Linked DNA regions of Mus musculus: region 2 is linked to region 1. Evidence: chromatin loops called from intact Hi-C (ENCODE). Cell type or tissue: left cerebral cortex. All regions are shown on one strand. Each heading gives the region's core, and the rest is flanking DNA. Links, peaks and the distances in the headings are about the cores only.

Region 1 (10,081 bases), core at 660-8,659:
TCATCCTCTCTCCCCACCCCCACTGTCCCATCCATTTACCCTTCCCAGATCCATTTAGTCTCAGCAGACACCAGTCCTCTTGTTGAGTCTTCTTGGGTTAGCACTGGCTCATTGACTGGTTTCTAATTTCCAAACTCCCACAGTACTTAGCCCGGGGTACACAACTTAGCACTTAATTATACATTGTCTCATTTAGTTTTCTTTGTTGTGCTAATCCTTGACTTTTCTAGTGAGGTTGTTGATTCCTTGAAAGCTACATATCGTGTATTTTTTTTTTAAATTCTTTGAAGTATTCCAGCACACACAGGGTAAGCACCCCTTGCCTTATCAATAAATATTGATTATTTTATTTATAGATTGACAGGCATAGATGTGAGACTTCCTCCAGATCAACATTTTAATAATCCACATTGTAATATCTGCTGCTTGATAAATATTTGTCAGCTTTATTGAACCGGCTTGAGTAATGAAGGAAGCGAGCTCCAAATGTGGTACCCAGTTGGACAACTCATACCTGTCAAATGAGGATTAAAATGCCTTCTTGTTGGTCCTAGTGACTGTATTATTTCTCTGTTGCTGTTCTAAAGTCACCATGATCAAAAACAACCTACCAAAGAAAGAGTTGATCTTGGCTTATGGTTCTAGAGGGATACACATATCCATGATGTCGGGGAGACATGAAGGCAAATGGTAGACCTGGTAGAAGGAGCAGAGAGCTCACAACTTCAACCACAACCGTGAAGAGAGTGGACTGGAAATGGTGTGAGGCTCATAATTCTCAAAGTCTGCCCCCAGTGATGCACCTCCTCCAGCAAGGCCATTTATCACCTATACCTCTCCAAACAGTGCAACCAGCAGGAAACCAAGTGTTCAAATATGTGAGTCTGTGGGAGGCCTTTCTCCTTTGGACCATGACAGGGACATGCACCTGTAATTCTAGCATTTGGGAAGTAGAGGCAGGAGGATCACAGACTTGAGGGCAGCCTGGTATACAAAATGAGGTCTTTTCTTTCAAGAAAGTGTCTTTCTGACTGGATGAGGTGTTGCAGGCCTGTAACCACAGTACAGAGCAGGTGGAGGCAGGAAGATCAGGAGTTCAAGGCCAGCCTGTGCTACAAGAGACCTTGTCACTATCTATCTATCTATCTATCTATCTATCTATCTATCTATCTATCTATCTATCTATCATCTTCCTAAGCTACCTTAGACTAGTGTGTACAACAATACCATGTAAAGCTTTTTATATCAGTGGCTATGATATCCTATATTTGTTCTTGCAGGAGTGCTTGGGGGAAGTGAGGCTTGTTGCCTATCATATAGAGCAGACTACTCTGTCATGTGGCTACTCTTCAGGAGAGCAGAGACAGATTGGAAAAGTAGGAAGAGAATAACCTATCTCATGGCTTCTATGTTCCTGAAAAGGCATGACAGTCATGGAAAGTGTGATGAGATTTTGAAGTAGAAATTTTCTAGAGCCAGACAGACTCTGCTATTTCTCTACTTCATCCTTTGTGTATTGCTGCGGTCGTCTCTGTCAGCAGTTCTGAAGCAAAATGTGGAATGAGGAATGAAAGCTTTGAAAAGAGAAATTTTCTGCATTTGTAAGCAAACCTAGGTTCACCTCCTGTTGAGTGCAAAGCTAAGACAGGCAAGGGCAGGGCAGGGAATATGAGTGCTGAAATGTTAATAACTTTACTGGGTAAGATGAGTTATGTCCGAAACAGTACCTTAGTGAACAAAGGAAGCATGGGGATTTTATTCCAGGAGTGGACACACATACATATATGAAAACCCTTTATGGGCAGGCACATTTCTGAGCATGCTCAGTTTAAGGTGCTAGTTCAAGGAGAAGACACACATTTCTGGTTGTACTTAGCTTATGGTCATTTAGCCAGTGTTCAGAAAGCTACAAAAAACAGGCAACTCTTTTGGACTTGATCAGTTTGCATTATAAAGATAACAAGAATGCCTCTGGCTTTGTTCAACGTTCTTGCTAAAGTCTTATGAAATTTTACAAGCAGAAAAAAAAAACCAGACAGTGCATCGGAGCTTGTCTACACGTTCACGTGCACTTAGCTGCTAACATGCTTGGGCTGAATCTTTACTTTTTCTTCTCTGGTACTGGAGGACAGACTTGTGTTTGGCACATGCTGAGCAAATGCTGTGCTACTGAGTCATACCTCCACCATGAATCGTCTATATTTTATTTCTCCAGAGTCCAAAAGGGAAGTATAACTCTGGCTATAATTGAGGTTGACACGTTTCTTTTTTCTTTTGTACATCTCTTTCTTCCCTTTTCCTTGTCTGCTTTTCCATCTTTTGACTTCTTCATTCTTTTCTCTTCCTTCCATTGGTCCTTATTTTAGTTGACTATAATATCAAAGTGTGCTTGTTATCCTTGATAGTATTTTTGACTTGTTTTCGGCTTTTGCTTTTTTGTGTTGTTACTGTTCTTGCAATGGGTCTTCTCTGGAGTGGTCTCTGTCTCTGGAGTGGCAGGATTACAGGTATTTGCTACATCTGACTGCTTCACGCTTTTAATAAAAAACTGTTTGGGATGGAATATATATATATTCTTAATACACACATATTCTTTTATCCCTCTTTTATCACTATGTAGCCCTGGCTGGCATGAGACTCAGTAGCCCAGGCTGGTCTCAAACTCACAGAGATCCTTTGGCCTCTGCATCGTGAGTTCTGGGTTTACAAAGGTATGTGACACCAGGTCTAGGTCTAACAGGTCCTTTAATTAGTGTTTAATCACAAAGAGGTTTCCCCTTTTTGGTTAGTGTTTTGGCATGAGGCATGCATGTACAATGGTTACATTTGTGCAACTCTTCTCAAGAACAATGGCACTTAAGATTTTTCTTTTGGAACCCAGTGTGGTGGCACATGTCTTTTATCCCAGCACTCGGGAGGCAGAAACAGGCAGATCTCCATGAGTTTGAGGTCAGCATGGTTTGAGGCCACAGAGAGTTCTAGGACAGCCAGGGCTATGTAGAGAGACCCTGCCCTAAAAAATAAAAAACAGATTTTTCTTTTGGAAAAAATGCAAATATACAAGACTTATAACTGACATTTTCAACACTGTTGTGGGGCAGACGTTTTTCTTCTAGTATATTATTTGTGGATCCCCCCCCCTTTTTTTTGCAGGCTAGCTTGTAATTCACAGTGTAGCTAGAGTAGATTCAAAATTTTGGTCATTCCCCTGCCCCAGCCTCCTAGTGTTAAGGTTACAAACAAGAACCACCACACTTTTGGCTAGAGCAATAGCCATCAGGGAAGAAGCCCATTTGAACACACACACACACACACACACACACACACACACACACACACACGCACACGCACACGCACACGCACACTGGGTTTTAAAGTTCTGAGTTCCAGTGTTGACTTTTTTGGTAGGAACTTGGACAAATAAATTTTGGACAAAATGTAAAAAACTGTTGTTTTCCTGCCAAAAGAAGTGTTTTCTGAGCCAGATGTCTTAAGAAAAGACCTTGTCTAAAAAAAAAAAAATAAGAAAATAAAAAAATCCTTCCAGAAAGTGAGGACTCTGTGTTACAGAGGTCAGTACTTTCAGGACTTAAGAAGCATAAATTTTCCAGATAGTGTCTCTCACCAACTGTTTCCCAGATTTCAGTCAAGCAGTGGAGCATAATGGACCTCATATCTGAAAAACAAACAAACAAACAAAACCCCAAAACGCCTCTTCCCACTTCTTTCTCAAGGACCTTCTGAAGTACCTTCTTCAAGAAATACCTTCTGGCACTTCTCAGTAAGGTTCAAATCCAGATCCCAGCCATACCTGAGAAAGTGGCCAAACCCCATCATCTCTGGGGTGCTGCTGGGACCCCATTCACATCTTTGTTTTTGTTTGTTTGGTTGTTTTTTTTTTTTTTTTTTTTTAGCTTTTCAGGACATAGGAGGAAGGGAAATCCAACTTTTTGTGACTGGTCCTTTTTCTAATTGGACACCACATCCCTATGGGACTCCTAATGAGACAACATCTCAGTTTTCCCCATCCCCTGAAAAACTCTTTTTCTTGTGTGTGTGTCCAGATGTTCCCTTCTTAGCCAGGGTGGAGAGCCCAAGATGCCCCTCAGGAACACGGTGGGCTAGGTGGGCGTTGGCAGCAGCTCTCTCTGCCTGGCCTCCCTTGCAGAGCAGGTGAAAGGCTTGGGAGGGCGGCAGCCAGAGTTGCGTTCCTTACCTGGCGAAGGGGCGGAGCGGGGCGGGCTTTCGGGGAGGGGCCCAGGTGGGATTTCGGGCTGTGATTGGTCAGCGCCGCGCCTGTCTCCATGTGCCGCGCAGAGGAGGCACAACATTCAAGCCCGGAGGGGGCGGGGCCGGCGCTCTCTTGGAGGAAGCGGCGGCGCTGCAGCTGCGGGGCGTGGGGGCGGCGGCTTCGGAGGCCGAGGCGGCGGTGGTGGCCCTGGCGGCAGCACCAGCACCTCGGCCAGGGAAGGCGGTCGGTTCGGACGCTACAGAAGGCCCTATGGAAGTGGCAGCGGGCGGAGGCTGCGGCGCCGGGCCGCCTTTGCTGCTGAGCGATAGCGAGCAGCAGTGCTACTCTGAGCTCTTCGCGCGCTGTGCGGGCGCTGCAAGCGGGGGCCCCGGACCTGGTCCCCCCGAGGCTACCAGGGTCGCCCCCGGCACTGCCACTGCGGCCGCTGGTCCAGTAGCTGATCTGTTTCGAGCGTCGCAGCTGCCACCAGAGACATTGCACCAGGTATGTCTCTGCGCTCTTTTATCCCTCTCTGGTCTGTGGGGGCAGTGTCTATGGGAAGAATGGGGCAACAACGACTATTCCCAGGGACTATTCCCGGAGATCTGGAGGGCGGTGGCCAGGACCGCAAAAAAAAAAAAAAAAAAAAAAAAAAAAAAAGGGGGGTGCTCTCTTGCCGAGGATGGCGGCGACGCCCTTGTCCCCAGGGACACCAGCCTCCTCTGCAGCTCATCTGCTCCTAGCCTAGTGCTTGGCTGTGCTCTTCGTCTCTTGAGAAAGTCTGACACCCCTATCATATCTGGGGGTTCTACAATCTCCCAGACCCAAAGTTTGCCCTGTTCCGAAAGTGATGTTTGTTTTGGCTGCTGTTTGCTTTAACCTCTGTTCCTTGCTCCTGCCCCTCCCTTTGTTGACTACACTCTCGGGGTGCCTTGTTGGGATTTGAACTTGAAGGGTGTGTACATGTGTGTCTGTAGGCTCTGGGCCTACAGCTACATGTTGTCCTTTATACTTGTGATATGTACATATCTGCTACATAGATTTGTTCACTAATGTATTTCTGATTATTAGTATAGAACTGGAAAACCTTAAAGCCCAATTGTAGAACAGGGACTCAGGGCTACAAGATAGGAACATTGATCAAGTTCAAAGTAAGTTCCCCATTTGGGTCCAGGGGTGGATTCAGAAGTCTACAGCTGTAGTTTGTCATCTTATTGTCACTTGACTTTGACGTGGAGTTACGAAACAGACGGTGTCATAGCTTCTGTCTGTCTGCCCCGTACCTGGAAAGGAGGGAGGAGTGATTCACTGCAGGTGCTGTTTTGTGCTTTCCTCGAGGCTTGGAGAAATTGCTTGGGAAGCCCTTTGTCTGTCGGTTGATGTTACCAGCAGTAAATGGGGATCATATTGTTAATATCAAGCCCTAAATGTGAACCTATACTTAAAAAGCAATAGTGTGAAAGTTATTAGCAACAATGGAATATTTACAGTGGTGAGCAAATGCTTTAAAATGTAGTTCCTAGGAAGTACTGACGGTTTTATGGTTCACTTATCATATCTTTCTCTGCCTTTGTGAGGCCCGCTTTCTTTCTTTCTTTCTTTCTTTCTTTCTTTCTTTCTTTCTTTCTTTCCTTCTTTCTGGCACTCAAGACTGTTTTATACTGCTGGGGTATACATAGATGCTCCTATGTTTATGAGCATAATTTTAGCCACTTGGTTCACCTTTCGAATTGAGGATTTCTGAACATGATTAGTATTCATAGAATTTAGCATGGCTGTTTGTTCCTGTAGAATTCTGTGATAAGAAGATAGTTCTGCCACAGTTGCTAAGCAGTTGAGTTGCACGGGGTGATAAGGAAGTTGGTGTTCTGAAAGAAACTATTACAAGGACCTCAGAATACTGCTGAGCATAATAAATTTACTAAAGTGTCCGAGGCAATGCACCAAATAGTTGTGCTGTACATCTGGCCGGGATTAATTTGTGGACAGTAATACATCAAGTGTGATAAAAGAAAAGGGTGTATGAAAATTGGTTGAGGTTTTCCCAGGAATTGGAGAGGGGATCTTTCTAGTGTGATAACTGATGCTTTCTTGAAGAACATATAATTTAAAAAGAACCAAAGGTACTCAGCCCAGAGAAATAAAACACAGCCCTTTTAACATAACAAGTTAGAATGGCCCATTACTCTTGGTACAGGTAACAATTAACATTTAAAGTCACCCTGAACTGGGAAGGGTAGTCAAAACTGGGATCTAGTGGCTATCTAACTTTTATCTACCACTTTGGTGATGTGTGTGTGCCCTGTCTGACTTCATTTGTTTTAATTCATTAGTATACTAGCGATTTTAAAACAAATGTAGAAAACTTCCCCCTTTCCCTTCTAAACCGAAACCTGTAAGTTCAGATGTAAGTGGCCCAACAGGTATAACTGCTCAAATCATGGAGACAGTAACCAGACCTGGTAGTTTCTATGGTTAATGGCCAGATTTTCCTCTTAATAAGCATACGATTAAGATGACTGTAATGTAGGGCTGGGGATTTAGCACAGTTGGTAGAGTGCTTGCCTAGCATGCATGAAAGACTGGATTCAGTCCCCATCACTGCACAAAATCGGACATGGTGGCACATACCTATAATCTCAGCACTCTGGAGGTAGAGGCAACAAGGTCACAAGTTCAAGGTCACGCTCAGCAACATAGCTAATTTGAGGTCAGTCTGGGTAAATGAGACTTTGTCTTAAAATGATGATTATTATCTAATAACTCACAGAGATCCAATGATAGGCCATCCTTAGACATCAAGATAGGTTATAAATATTGTTTAACATGTACTATCAGGAGAAACCTTTAAATCGGGAAGAATCCCAGTTAGTAACATCTGATTGTCAGATAATAGATTAAGGCAAAGAAGCACGTCCTGGCTGTGAGAAGTAGGTTTATTTTATTTTATTTTAGATTTATTTATTATTTTATACATATAAGAGTTTTTCCTGTGTATGCCTGGTATGCACCAAGGTCAGAGAAAGGGCATCAGATTCCTGGGATCTGCAGTTACCAACAGTTGTGAGCTGCCATGTGAGTGCTGGGAATTGAACTCTGGTTCTCTGCAGGGGCAGCAAGTGCTCTTAAATGCTGAGCCGACTCTTTAGCTCCATAGGAAGATTTTAACATCTCTGGACACAGGCTTATCTTTGAGAAGTCATTAAAAATTTCAATTTAGGTTCCCTCGTGGCTCAAGCTGGCCTCAAACTCTCTATGTAGCAAAAGTTGACCTTGAACTCCTGCCACTATCTCCCAAGTGCTACTTATTTGAAAATTAAAAATATGTTCAAAATAAAACTGCTTAATCATTAAGGAGATCCACAGGTAAAAGGAAATCAACAAAATCCTTATCAGGAAAACTTTTTCCTGTTATGAGATTATTAGCCAGAACTATTTATTTAAATTTTAAATAGTTTTTCCTTTGGAGATAATATAATTTCTCCTTTTTTCTCTTTTACATTATTTCCCCTTCCTTTTCCCACTTTCAAACCCTCACATATATTATTCCTTGCTCTCACTTAAATTTATGGCCTCTTTTGAAATTCATTGTTGTTACATGTATATTCACATATATGTATATACATATATCTTCCTAAATCTAACCCTCTCGGTCTGTATAATGTTACTTGTATGTATATGTTTTCAGGGCTGACCATTTGGTATTGGATATTGGATATAGTTGATATGCTCTTCTCTGGGGAATGCTGTTTCTCCCACTCTCAGAATCTCTTAGTTGCTGTTGTTCTTTGTATAGAGTTTAGGCACCCCAGGCAGTCCTAGGCGAGACAATCTCACAGCAAACTCCCTGACCCTCTGGCTCTTACAGTCTTCCTACTCCCTCTTCTATAATGATCTCCAAGTGCTAGGCATGAGGGTGTGTTGTAGAAATGAATGGTGGTTTTGTTTTGTTTTGTTTTTTTGAGACAAGGTCTTATGTAGCCCGGGCCAGTCTCAAACTCCCCAAGTAGATGAAGACCACTTTAAACTCCCCCAGTCCTCCCTCTACTTCCCAGGTCCTGGGGATACAACCTGCCAAGTTTATCTTTCTAAAAGTGAATAGATACCAGCAGATACAGTAAGTACCACATTCAAGACACTGTCTACTTAAAAGGATGTTTGAAGTATGGTGCAGTGGGAGGCATGCCTAAAATCCCAGTTCTAGGGAAGCTGAGGCAGGAGGATAGCAAGTTTGAAGCCTATTTGATCTGCATAGTGAGACAATACTTCAGCATACACGACTTTTAAAGATTATTTTCTACTTTTGTTATATATATATATAAATGTCACTAAAACAAAACATTTTTACACGTTATTTTAGTTTAAAATAAGACATTGTATTCTACATCACCTTCTACAACTTGTTTTTCCTCTCATTGTTATATTTTTTTTGGAATTTGTCCTTGTTGACATATGTCCCGTCAGTTTGTTTGCTTCCTTTTGAAAACTTTATTACCCACGCTGACAGTGAGTCATCATGATATTGTGGAAATCTTTATGCCAAAGGAAAGTAGGTGACCTTCTTGATTTATGGACAATGTAACATGACTAAGGATTGTTCCAAACACATGAACATCAAAAATACCTCATTCTATTCACATACAATGCACACTGTCATTAGTGAGTGTTTTTCAGTGGTCTTTTAATCTTATTTATTTATTTATTTATTTATTTATTTTTTGGTTTTTTGAGACAGGTTTTTTTTTTTTTAAAGATTTATTTATTACATGTACTTACACACCAGAAGAGGGCGTCAGATCTTGTTACAGATAGTTGTGAGCCACCATGTGGTTGCTGGGATTTGAACTCTGGACCTTCGGAAGAGCAGTCGGGTGGTCTTACCCACTGAGCCATCTCACCAGCCCCGTCTTTTAATCTTACTAAGTTTTTCTGCTAGAGAATATTCTATTAGCTTTTGTAATCAAATCCACACAGATAAGACCTTATATATTTAATACAGTATACAAATGTTAAAGAAAAAAACCAAATTTAACATTTCTAAATCAGTATGGCTGTTAGTTTCTGTGCAATGCCAACTCAACATTGCAAACTGGGGTAGTTTTTTCCAAAGTTGATAACACAGTTTCCAAAAATTCAAATTCATGCATGCACAGACACATACACATACATTACTGAATCCATTTAATGGTGCTCTTATGTACATGTGTTTAGGGTTGACCAGTTGGGATCTCTTCTCTTCTCTTCTCTTCTCTTCTCTTCTCTTCTCTTCTCTTCTCTTCTCTTCCTCTCTTCCTCTCTTCCTCTCTTCCTCTCTTCCTCTCTTCCTCTCTTCCTCTCTTCCTCTCTTCCTCTCTTCCTCTCTTCCTCTCTTCCTCTCTTCCTCTCTTCCTCTCTTCCTCTCTTCCTCTCTTCCTCTCTTCCTCTCTTCCTCTCTTCCTCTCTTCCTCTCTTCCTCTCTTCCTCTCTTCCTCTCTTCCTCTCTCTCTTCCTCTCTTCCTCTTCCTCTCTTCCTCTCTTCCTCTCTTCCTCTCTTCCTCTCTTCCTCTCTTCCTCTCTTCCTCTCTCTCTCTCTCTCTCTCTCTCTCTTTCTCTCTCTCTCTCTCTCTCACTGGTTTTCACTTTGTTCTCACAGCAGCCATTACTTGCCTGTAGCTCTTTATCTAGAGGTGGGGCTTTGTGGAATTTCTGCCATCCACATTGGAATGTCAATTGTTGTCATTATGCAGATCTTGTTTATGTAACCAAAATTTTGAGATTTCATGGGTGTAGTTTCCTTCTCGTATAGAAGAGGCAGTCTGTTAGCAGGTGTTCTGATCCTCTGGCTCGTTCTGTCTGTCTGTCTGTCTGTTT
Region 2 (10,081 bases), core at 1,340-9,339, 94 kb after region 1:
AAACAAACAACAAAGCTAAAACCAAAGGAAGAAATGGTCTGTCTAGGAATTAGCAAGTGCTCCCCTCCAAAAAGGAGCCCTGAGGGAGACTATGCTCAAACATGGTTGGAAAGTGTGTCCTCATATCCCATTCGTATGGGAAAGACTAAGTCAGCCTTGGAAGTTTAGAATGTATATCAACAGGCAGGTTCTATTGTAAAGAGACCTGGAGATCTGTTTACCAAACTCTTTTTATTTTTTAAATCAGGGAATCCTTTCTTGGGAAACATATGTGGAACAGCATCTCTGCAAATGCTATTACCCACTTACCAGGCTTGGAACCAGAATAGGGAGGATGGGCTTTTAAAATCAGGCCATTGATTGCAGCCATCAGGTCGTGATTAATAAAGACAAAAGAATGCCATTATAGTGGGCCTATCAGGAAGAGAACAACAATCATCATGAGATAACTCATTCTTTTGATAAAGAGACGTGCAGAGAATCAGACTGTATTCAACAGTGTCTTCTGTAAGGTAAAGGTACATGCTATATTTTAGGAAGAATTGAACCAAGATGTTTTACAATGCAATGAATATTAGATGGTTATGCTAGAAAATTAGCTTACATGGTTAACTTTGATGGTCTTGGATAGTCAAGGTTGCAAGTTTCTTTATTTTATTTCTTTTTTTGACACACAGGGTTTGTCTGTATAGCCCAGGCTGGCATCATTCTTATGTGGTCTTTCTGCCTTCTGAATGCTGTATTACAGGTGTGCTTCATCATGCCTAGCCAAAGTTTTATGTTTATAGATAAGAAGTGTGTCTCACTTTGTTCAATAACTCCATGTAAGGTTGCTTTAATTATTTAAGTGGCATATTAGAAAGGCACAGGAATTTGTAGTCAGTATACTTTGATATGAGTCTATACCAGCATTTGGAGAGGACTGAGGGCACACTGTCTCACAGTGGTAGATTCCCCAGAAAGGATCCAGGTCTTATCTCAGATCATGTATTTGTTTTTAAATTAAAGACTCCAATATAGTCTCTGGGTTATAAAAAGCATTATTTTCCTGTTCTTTGGATACCCTATGCTCACAGTCTATTGGTAGTCTTTAAAGAAATAAAAGGAGGAAGAGGAAGAGGAGGAGGAGGAGGAAGAGAAGGAAGAAATCCAGTAAACAGGCCCAGGCTGCTCATTTGACCTAGAGTCCAGTATCATGGTCATTGTTGAGTTGGATTCCAATTGTACTTGTGAAGGCTTTCGTCTATCTTAGTATTTTGGAGCATCTTAGATGGGGTGGCTATGTTTTAAAGTCTCTCAATGAGGAACAAACAACTCCTCAACATCTAATTTTGTCTAATAAGCTCTAAGAATACCCACCGTTAGACATTAAACATTTAAAATATAAATTTTATTGCATTTTCTAGATTTATACTTGGTGAATAAAAATTCAGTAAATAGGAATCTTAAAAAGGAAGACTCATTAATTCATTAATTGAATGAAAATGGAATCTGTCCACAATTGAGGTTTATGAATGTTCTCTCATGTGATCAGTGTCTTTCATTTTCCAGAGGAAAATATTGTGGGGCTAGCTACAAGCGTTTCGGGCTGGCATTCGTAATTTAGGTAGCACAGCACTGGTGAGCCTGTATTCTCTGGGTACCTTTTTTGCTATGCTGCATTTTTGAGGAAACATTTCTCCCCATTTGTTAAATCAGCCGGGTCACCAGCCGTAGAGTCACATTTTGCTTCTTAAACTGCAGCTCAGAATGCCAGGCTTCTCCAGTGGTTGCCTCTGACCTCTGCTCTGGTTCTTTGAAGCAGGAAACACAGTCTCCCACGATGTCACCCCTCGCCTCCCCTCCTTCTTCCCCGCCTCATTACCAGAGGGTGTCCTTGAGCCATGGCTACAGCAAACTGCGGAGCGGCACAGAACAGATGCATCCAGGTAAGAGGCGACCAGGGGGCCAGCTGTCACAAGCAATATCTTAGAGTCTTCTTAATGTACCAGGCAGCAATGCCACCAGCTGCTTAATTCCCTGATTTAATTATTCTTGTCTTTGGAAACATGGCTCAATTTCATTTTATATTCTCAAGCAAAGGGTTTTTTTTTTTTTAAATGAAATTAAGCATATCTCAGCAATGCTTTGTTTCCTAGTCTGGAAGCTGGTTTGTCCTTAGACTTGTAAACAACTATTTAGATGATTTAATATTTCATATTCAAATAGCATTAAAGGAATGTAGCATGTATAAAGGGGTTGTATTTTTATGAGAATTGTTATTTCCTTCTGCAAGGACACTGAGCACATTTACTCAGTAACTGCTTTTATGGAAATTCTGTAAAAACATAACTATGCAAAAAGCAAAAGAGTTGATCCCATCTTTAAGGAGTGGGGACATAAATGAAAATATTGAGCTTTTATGTGTTAGGATAAGGGTAAAGGAAATGCAGTGGAAGTGATTTGCTGAGAAACGTGAAGCATGCCCAGTTATGGGGCTACCTGCGTGTTCTTATTTCTGCTCTCTTGGTCCTTCCCCGGGTAGAATGCCTGAGCTAGTCCTCAGCATGACTTGCAGAGTTGCCTGCCCAGACTGCAATGTGTGAAACTCCATGAATTCACTGCAGCACCTTGTTCTTCAGTGGTTCACATCTCTAGTTTCAGATATGACCTGTTTAATGTATTCCAGAGTAGAATGCCCTATAGCCCCCTGCCCAATTTGTGTGATATGATGGAAATGGCTCAGTTTCTGCAGGATTTTGCTGTATTAGAAAAAAAGTAATGACTTTTAGAGGGCCACAGAAATAAAATGATATTCTAGGCTGAAGTAAAGAGAAGCTGTCCTTTTGCTGAGAGAAGCAGGTAGGATGCTATGAAAAGAGCTTTTGGTTAGAACCAGAAGGTTGGGATTGGGAGGCCCCTGAATGACTTTAGGCAAACCATTGAGCTTCTATGAACCATATTTTTTTTCTTTTTAAAACAGTGATGAGGGTGTTAAGATGATTTACTGGAAATATGAATGTAAACTCATCTGGAAATTACATCCTATTCAATGCAAGATAGTGTTCCTAATAGATAATTTAAAAATTCTCCTGAAAATCATCTGTCTCATTGATGTATGAAACTGCACAGGGGTCAGACTTCACTTTCCTCTTGTACTTTCCCTTGTATTATTTTCCTTTTTAAAAAGAAGTACAGTTGTTGCTTCTATTTCAAATCTAATTTGGGCTTGGAAATTAATGCTTAGTCCACAGGTAAGTCCATCTGTGTTCTATTAAGTCAGCCTGTCATTAACTTCTACCTTTGATAGTCCTTGTTTGTGTCCTCTATTTCCTGCTCCATCCTCTCATCCGATGCTAAATGGGCTCCCATCCCTGCAGCACTGAAGAGGCAGCCTGCTTCCCTCCTTTCTGGATTCTGAAGAGTTGATGCCAAGGCTCTGTACGCCCTCATTCATTTTTATACTTTCTTTGAAGGTGGTAATATCTGTCTATGACGAGGTGCACATATTTTAAGTATTTAAATTTTAACAAATGGCTATGCTCAAGTAGGTACCACTGACATAAAAATATCCCATTGTACTGCCTCTTTCCAACCATACCCCACCCTGAAATGAAGGACTATTGTGACTTTTATCATTTTTTATTAGTTTTACTTCTTCTAGAACTTCATGCAAGAGAAAACGTGCAGACTGATTTTGCTTGTGTCTGCTGCCTTCTCCTCAATGTAACAGTGAAAATTCCTATTAGTGTATTGCTAGTTCCTTGCATTTTATTATTCAGGAGGTCTCATTGCAAGGATAACCATGGATTAATGGTCCTTCTCCTGTTGATGAGCATTTGGGCAACTGTAGTTAGTTTTTGGCTATTATGAATAAGGATACCATCAATATTTGTTCATGATTCTTTTTATGAGTTACATGGTCATTTCCTTGACACTTAGGAGTAGAATCTTTGGGTGTGGGTGTACAAACAGCCACAGTTCCACTCTGAAACTGAACTTCAGAGGAATGATATCTTCAGGGTTCTACAAAACAGTCCTCTCCTTGGAGAAACATGATGTGTCTATATCCATAAGAAACCTCTTGTAAAGGAATTGAAGAGTTACTTGGTTTGCTTTTGAATTGCATATTTTGGGTTTCCTTTGGTAAGGAAGAGAGTTGAGGCACTAAATAATATATACCCTTTTCCTAAGTTTAGGTTCAGTTAAGGAGCAAGTCAGATATCAGATTGCTGCTGGCCCAATTATCAGCTTTGTTGCTCATGTAGCTAAACAGAGCACATTCCTTAGATAGATGGCTAATTTTGATACCCACTTTTTCAGCCACAGGCAGCCTTGGCCAATCCAACCTTTTCCCTTAGTGGAAGAAAAACCTGTCTCTCTAAAGTGAGCTCCTGTCTAGCTGAGTTTTCATTGAAACCTGACTGATAAAATACATCCGTCTCTCCATGTTACAATCCCTATAGGTAAGGGATTTGAGCTGAAGTTCACATGGTACCTTCTTCGCCTATGGGTCTTCTTTGGGTGGTAGACGAGTCCTCTCTGTTATGGGAAGTCCAGGTCCATGGGTTTCATTAGAATTTATAAGCACTAGGATCCTAGCTATACTCTGGCTTACTGTGCTTAAAACTTTTTGGTAGGGTTCAGTTGGTATGAAGAGTTTATTGTGGTTCCATCAACATGGAAAAAAATCTGAATTATCAGAGGAAAATACTTGCCTACAAGTTGAAATTTACTTTGAAGACTTAGACTATATAATACCTATGAAATTCTCTTTTGTAGTTTTACATTTATATGTACTCCTAGTAGGTTCTGAAATGCACTAAATGTGTTGCCAGGCAATCATTTAGATATTTTAATCTGTTATAATTTGGTGTTCTAGTTGCTAGGAAGAAATACAAAATGTAGTTGTGAGCCTGAATAGTTTGTTGCTTTCTTAGTTTCTTTCTTCCTTCTTCCCTTCCTTTCCTCTCTCTTTTCCTCCCTTCCTCCGTTCTTCCCTCCCTCCCTCCCTGTCTTTTCTTTTTTGCTTTCTTTTTTGTTTGCTTGCTTTCTTGCTTTCCTCTATCCTGTCCTGTTCCATTCCTTTCTTTTCTCTACTTTCTTTTTTGAGACAGGGTCTCATGAGTACCAGTCTGGCCCCCTGCCTGCTTATCTTACAGGTGCACCACAGTCCAGCCTGTTTAGTATTCTTGATGTGTTATTGTTGTACATTCTTTATTTTAAAACTATCAAATCATGCTAAATGTGGTACCATAACAGCCACCTCTGCTCGCCACTCAATTTTATTTTTAAGTTACAGAAAGAAGCAGTTTATATATTTACATATTTTAAGTCCTCAAAGTGTTAGCCCACAGAGATGAGAAATGGTTTCATTTTGGGTGATAATTTCTCCTTTCTGTTGGAGCTGGTTATATTTAACTGTCATGTTACCATATTGGCAAGGGTATTATTATGTGTTCTGGAAATAAAAGGAATATCATTCATTTTGTGGCTTAGAAATGTAGTAAAATCATTTAAAATATTTTGGTTATTTATTAGTAGAATAATAAATATATAATACATTTATTCATTTTTGTATACTTCGTTTTACATTCTGTACAAGGAAGATAACCATTTATTTTTATAGTAAATTTTAATGTTAAGTTTTAGTGTTCAAAATTTATATTAATTTTCTTTAGAGGTTATATAATTAATTGAATACATTTAAATGGGGGTATCTATAAATTATAACTACATTTTGGTATTTATCTATAATTTCAAAAGAATTACAAGCCTCATTTTTTATTTTAAAACTCTAAGCTTTATTTTTATGTTATGTTTGCAAGTATTTTGCTTGCATGTCATTCTGTATACCAAGTCCATGTGATACCGGTGGAGGCCAAAAGAGGGTGTTGGATACCCAAGGACTGGAGTTACAGGTAGTTGTGAACTACCATGTGGGTGCTGGGAATTGAACCTGAGTCCTCTGAAAAAGGAAACAGTACTCTTAAACCATTAAGTCATCACTCTAGCCCTCAGAAAACTTAATTAACAAATTCTTGCTGGGTGTGGTGGTGCACGCCTTTAATCCCAGCACTCGGGAGGCAGAGACAGAGGCATTGTAGGGCTGGAGAGATGGCTCAGCAGTTAAGAGCACTGACTGCTCTTCCAGAGGTCCCGAGTTCAATTCCCAGCAACCACATGGTGGCTCACAACCATCTATAATGGGATCTGATGCCCTCTTCTGGTGTGTCTATAGATAGCTACAGTGTACTCATATAAAAAAATCAATATTTAAAATAATTAAAAAAAAAGAGTACTGAGCTGGGCAGTGGTGGCATACGCCTTTAATCCCAGCACTCAGGAGGCAGAGGCAGGCAGATTTCTGAATTCGAGGCCAGCCTCATCTACAAAGTGAGTTTCAGGGCAGCCAGGGCTATACAGAGAAACCCTGTCTCAAAAATAACCAAAAAAAAAAAAAGTACTGACTGATCTTCCAGAGGACCTAGGCTCAGTTTCCAGAAACCACACTGAAGCCTTGAAGCCTACAGCTCTCCTTAAGTCCAGGTCTGGGGAATCCAGTGCCCTTTTTTGGTCTCCATGGGCTTCAAGCATGCACATGTTGTACAGGCATACATGCAAGTAAAATATCCAAATACTCAAAATAAAATGATACTTTTTAATATGTATAGATGATATGAATAAGCATTAAGCCCACGTCAAATAGGCAATCATTCCAGTCTCAGAATCAGTTTCCTTTCCATAAATAAAGTTATAGTGTAGTTCCTGTGCTTAATTTGGAGGGATGAAATATACAATTCATTTAGGGGCAGATAGTATTTTGGATTCCTGAGTTTTCTACTTGATGTACAGTTGAGTTTTATTTGTTCCTAATTCATTTTTTAAAAATGCAAGGCTATTTTTCCCTTTTACTTTTCTCTCCCCAAATGAATGTAAACTTTGTTTGAATATAGCATAAAATTGGAAAAAGGAAAAACCGATGTCTAAATTCATTATAGTTTTTTTTTTAAGTGACAGGGGATCCAATTGCAGTAGTGCATGCCATGCTTCAGTTTTGATTCCACTGGAAGAAAAGAAGGAGGAAGTCAAAATAGCCCTTCAGCCATCCAGGAAAAGTACAGCCCGTCCCTAGATATAGTTTATAAGGCTGGGGGTGCTGAGTATTCAAATCAGGCCTTTGTTTAATTCTCACCTACAGCCAAGTATTTGTTTTAGGCTAAAATCACATCCTTCAAAACCATGAATGAACATAAAAGTGAGCTCCACTACTTCAGGTCATGGTCCAAGGTTACTGCCCCCCTAACAGAAAGCAGCAACAAACAATGAGTACTGGTAGTATGGCACATTTCTACTGCGGACTCACTCTGAGGTTCTCACTGCATCACCCTCTTGCCTTATTCCTAACCTTAACCCTTTTGGTTTTATCATGGTATTGGTTAAATGTCTTTAGATTGTTTAGTGAAATTATGGAGGTAAGAGGATCAAGATTTGTGAGTCTTAGGTAGCGCTCAGATTATATGTTCCAATTCCTTTATTACCTTTTTCTTGAAAAGCACATGCTACATCAGCTTGAGTGGAAAATGATAATTTTGTAATAGAGTCTCTGTATACCCTGCTAGCAGTCTCTCTTGTTTTTCAGCTCCATATGAAAGGCAGCCCATTGGCCAGCCTGAAGGACCCTCATCAGAGGGTCCAGGAGCCAAACCCTTTCGTCGGCAGGCATCTCTTATTCGGGTAAGTGATGATGTGGGCCTACAATGACAGAATTCAATGACAGAATTGGGAGAAAATTTATACTGTGGAGATATGGCATTTAGGGATGGAGATATGGCTTAGTAGTTGCAAGCATTTGCTGCTCTTGTACAGGATCAGTGTTCAGGTCCAAGTACCTACAAAGACCACATACAACTACTTGTAACTCTAACTCTAGGGTTGTCCAACACCCTCTTCTGGCTTCCATGGATAGCTGCATGCATGTACACATACCCATACACATTACATATGCATACATTTACTAAAAATAACTATTATAGAGAAAACTCTGAAAGAACTATGGCATTTAAAAGCATTAATTATTTTACAGTTAGCATATGAAGTGAGGGGCTTCATTTTGACATTTTTTTCTTCTGTTGGGTAGGGTGAGACAGGGTGTCACCAAGGTCATCTCAAACTGCTTGTGTATCTGAGGCTGGTCCTTTTGCCGCCACCGCCCAAGAGCTGAGATTGCAGGCATGGTCACCATGCCGAGCTTCACTGTAATATTTCACACGTATATATCAAACTGTGTTTGTCTCCCCCCATGACCCTTTCCTGCCCCTCTACATCCTTACTGATTTTCTTCCTACCAAACACTCTATCCTTCTGCTTTCCTGTCAAATATAGCTAATTGTCTTCTATTGAGGACTGTGGCTTTTTGATTATTCTCTATTTTGCTTCAAGAAAGGTATAAAACTACTTCTTCATTCAAACATTACACTGTTTTGCTTGTATATTTTCTTAATTTTTCATTTGTTTCTACCTCTTCCAGTCTCTAGAATAAACTAGAGGTTGTCTCTTGATCGTCAGTGTCTCTAAAACACTCCTACCCCTTTATTCACTTAATCATGGAGTTCCTTCTAAAGCAGAGCGTCACATTTTCTGTAGCAGCTTGCCTCGTGTTTGCCTTATTCTTTATTACCACTTGTTTAATGCCTAATTAACTGTTTTCCATTTGCTGTGTGTCTCCAATTATGTGGTAAGCATTTGAAAGGCTGCAGTAGTTCTGTATTCTCTCAGTGCCTCAGACAATTCCATTTGAATAGCAATTTATGTGTAAGTATAAACAAGTTACTACTTCCTACATGTAATATATAAAATATTATGGCACAAATATAATGCTATTAAGTTTCTTCAGGTCATATCATAGCTTAGGTACTTTCAGCTTCTGGTTCTCTAGTATTTTCCTTCAGATAAAGAGCTCTGTTCCCCACCCCCAAATTCATAGCTGTTGTCTTGTATGTCTAAGTTCTTGTATGGAGAAGGTATATTATTGAAGAAAGATTGTGTGTGTGTGTGTGTGTGTGTGTGTGTGTGTGTGTATGTGTGTGTACATACATGGGGAGAAACTATTAAAAAGATAGGTTTATTATTTAACATGAAAGACAAAAGGAAGTAGGTGGTGGTTTGTATAACATTTCAATTGTGGAACTCAGGAAGAAGGACCATTTCTGCACAGGCAGCTCTACTCAAAATAGAAGAGTGAAGTCAGACACTCCCACAAAGAAGTGGGCTGCTAGTTTAGAAGAGAATAAACAGTCTGCATAAGATCCTGAGTTCAGTGAATGGCTTCTGGTCATAGGACACTGTTAGACATGACAAAGTACTCAATCTTAAAGCAGTGTTCTGTTTGCAAAAAACTCTCTAAAAGATAGCAATTAAGTCATATGTGATATATTTAATGTTTCCTATAATTATAAGCTCTAGGCACTGCTGTATCTATTAGTATAGATGGATAGCTGAGAGAGGTCAAGTAGCAAGTCTGAGATTTCATTCATACCTAGTATGTGGCAGAGCCAGAATTTGAGTCTAGGAGAGTTCAGTATCAAAGCGTGCACATTAAACACTTAGCTCCACATTAAAGTTCTATATTACATGAAGACTAGATGACATCATGAACAAACACTAGGTATTATAATATCACCCCTCTGTGTGTGTGTGTGTGTGTGTGTGTGTGCTGTGTATGTGTGTGCGGTGTGTGTGTGTGTGTGTGTGTGTGTGTGCTGTGTATGTGTGTGCGGTGTGTGTGTGTGTGTTGCTGGGGTTGGAACCCATGGCCTTGCCTGTGCCAGGCAAAAACTGTACTATTGTACTACATCCTCATCAAAAAAACTATTCTTGAAAGTGTTATTTGAGAGAATACCTGTCAGGAGTTCAAGGTCATCTGTGAGCACATAGTTCAAAGTCAACTTCTAAGATTCAAGACCCTAACTCAAGAAAAAAGGAGAAAGAAAAAAAAGAAAAGAAAGACATTCTCCTTTAAGGTCAATACAGATGAGTTTTACCCTCAAGTTGTAATGCAAGATTGTTTCTTCAGCTGAACCCCAGATGTAGTACTTGGCTA

Evidence for each region. A loop is a pair of places that touch in the nucleus more often than their neighbours do. Peaks named below come from ENCODE experiments on the same cell type or tissue, not always from the same donor. Only the 100,000 strongest peaks of a DNase experiment are listed, where the experiment ranks them.
Region 2: a loop joins it to region 1, with 2.9 times the contacts of the local background. A loop is called at or near these places in 4 of 42 quality-filtered maps.

What each region holds. Positions count from the first base shown.
Region 1 is chrX:162,637,928-162,648,008 of GRCm38, reverse strand. It overlaps Reps2 (RALBP1 associated Eps domain containing protein 2), which reads left to right and starts at 4,351. Exons shown (of 18, transcript NM_178256.4): 1 at 4,351-4,735. The coding sequence starts at 4,502. In left cerebral cortex, for the core only: no CTCF peak of the experiment used is centred there; DNase peaks (open chromatin) are centred at 2,122, 4,348, 5,054 and 5,468; H3K4me3 peaks cover 2,525 bases; H3K27ac peaks cover 836 bases.
Region 2 is chrX:162,544,390-162,554,470 of GRCm38, reverse strand. Reps2 (RALBP1 associated Eps domain containing protein 2) reads left to right here. Exons shown (of 18, transcript NM_178256.4): 4 at 1,802-1,928; 5 at 7,622-7,716. Among named protein-coding and RNA genes, the nearest start is that of Reps2, 94 kb to the left of the region's middle. In left cerebral cortex, for the core only: no CTCF peak of the experiment used is centred there; DNase peaks (open chromatin) are centred at 3,404, 5,226 and 9,227; H3K27ac peaks cover 1,237 bases.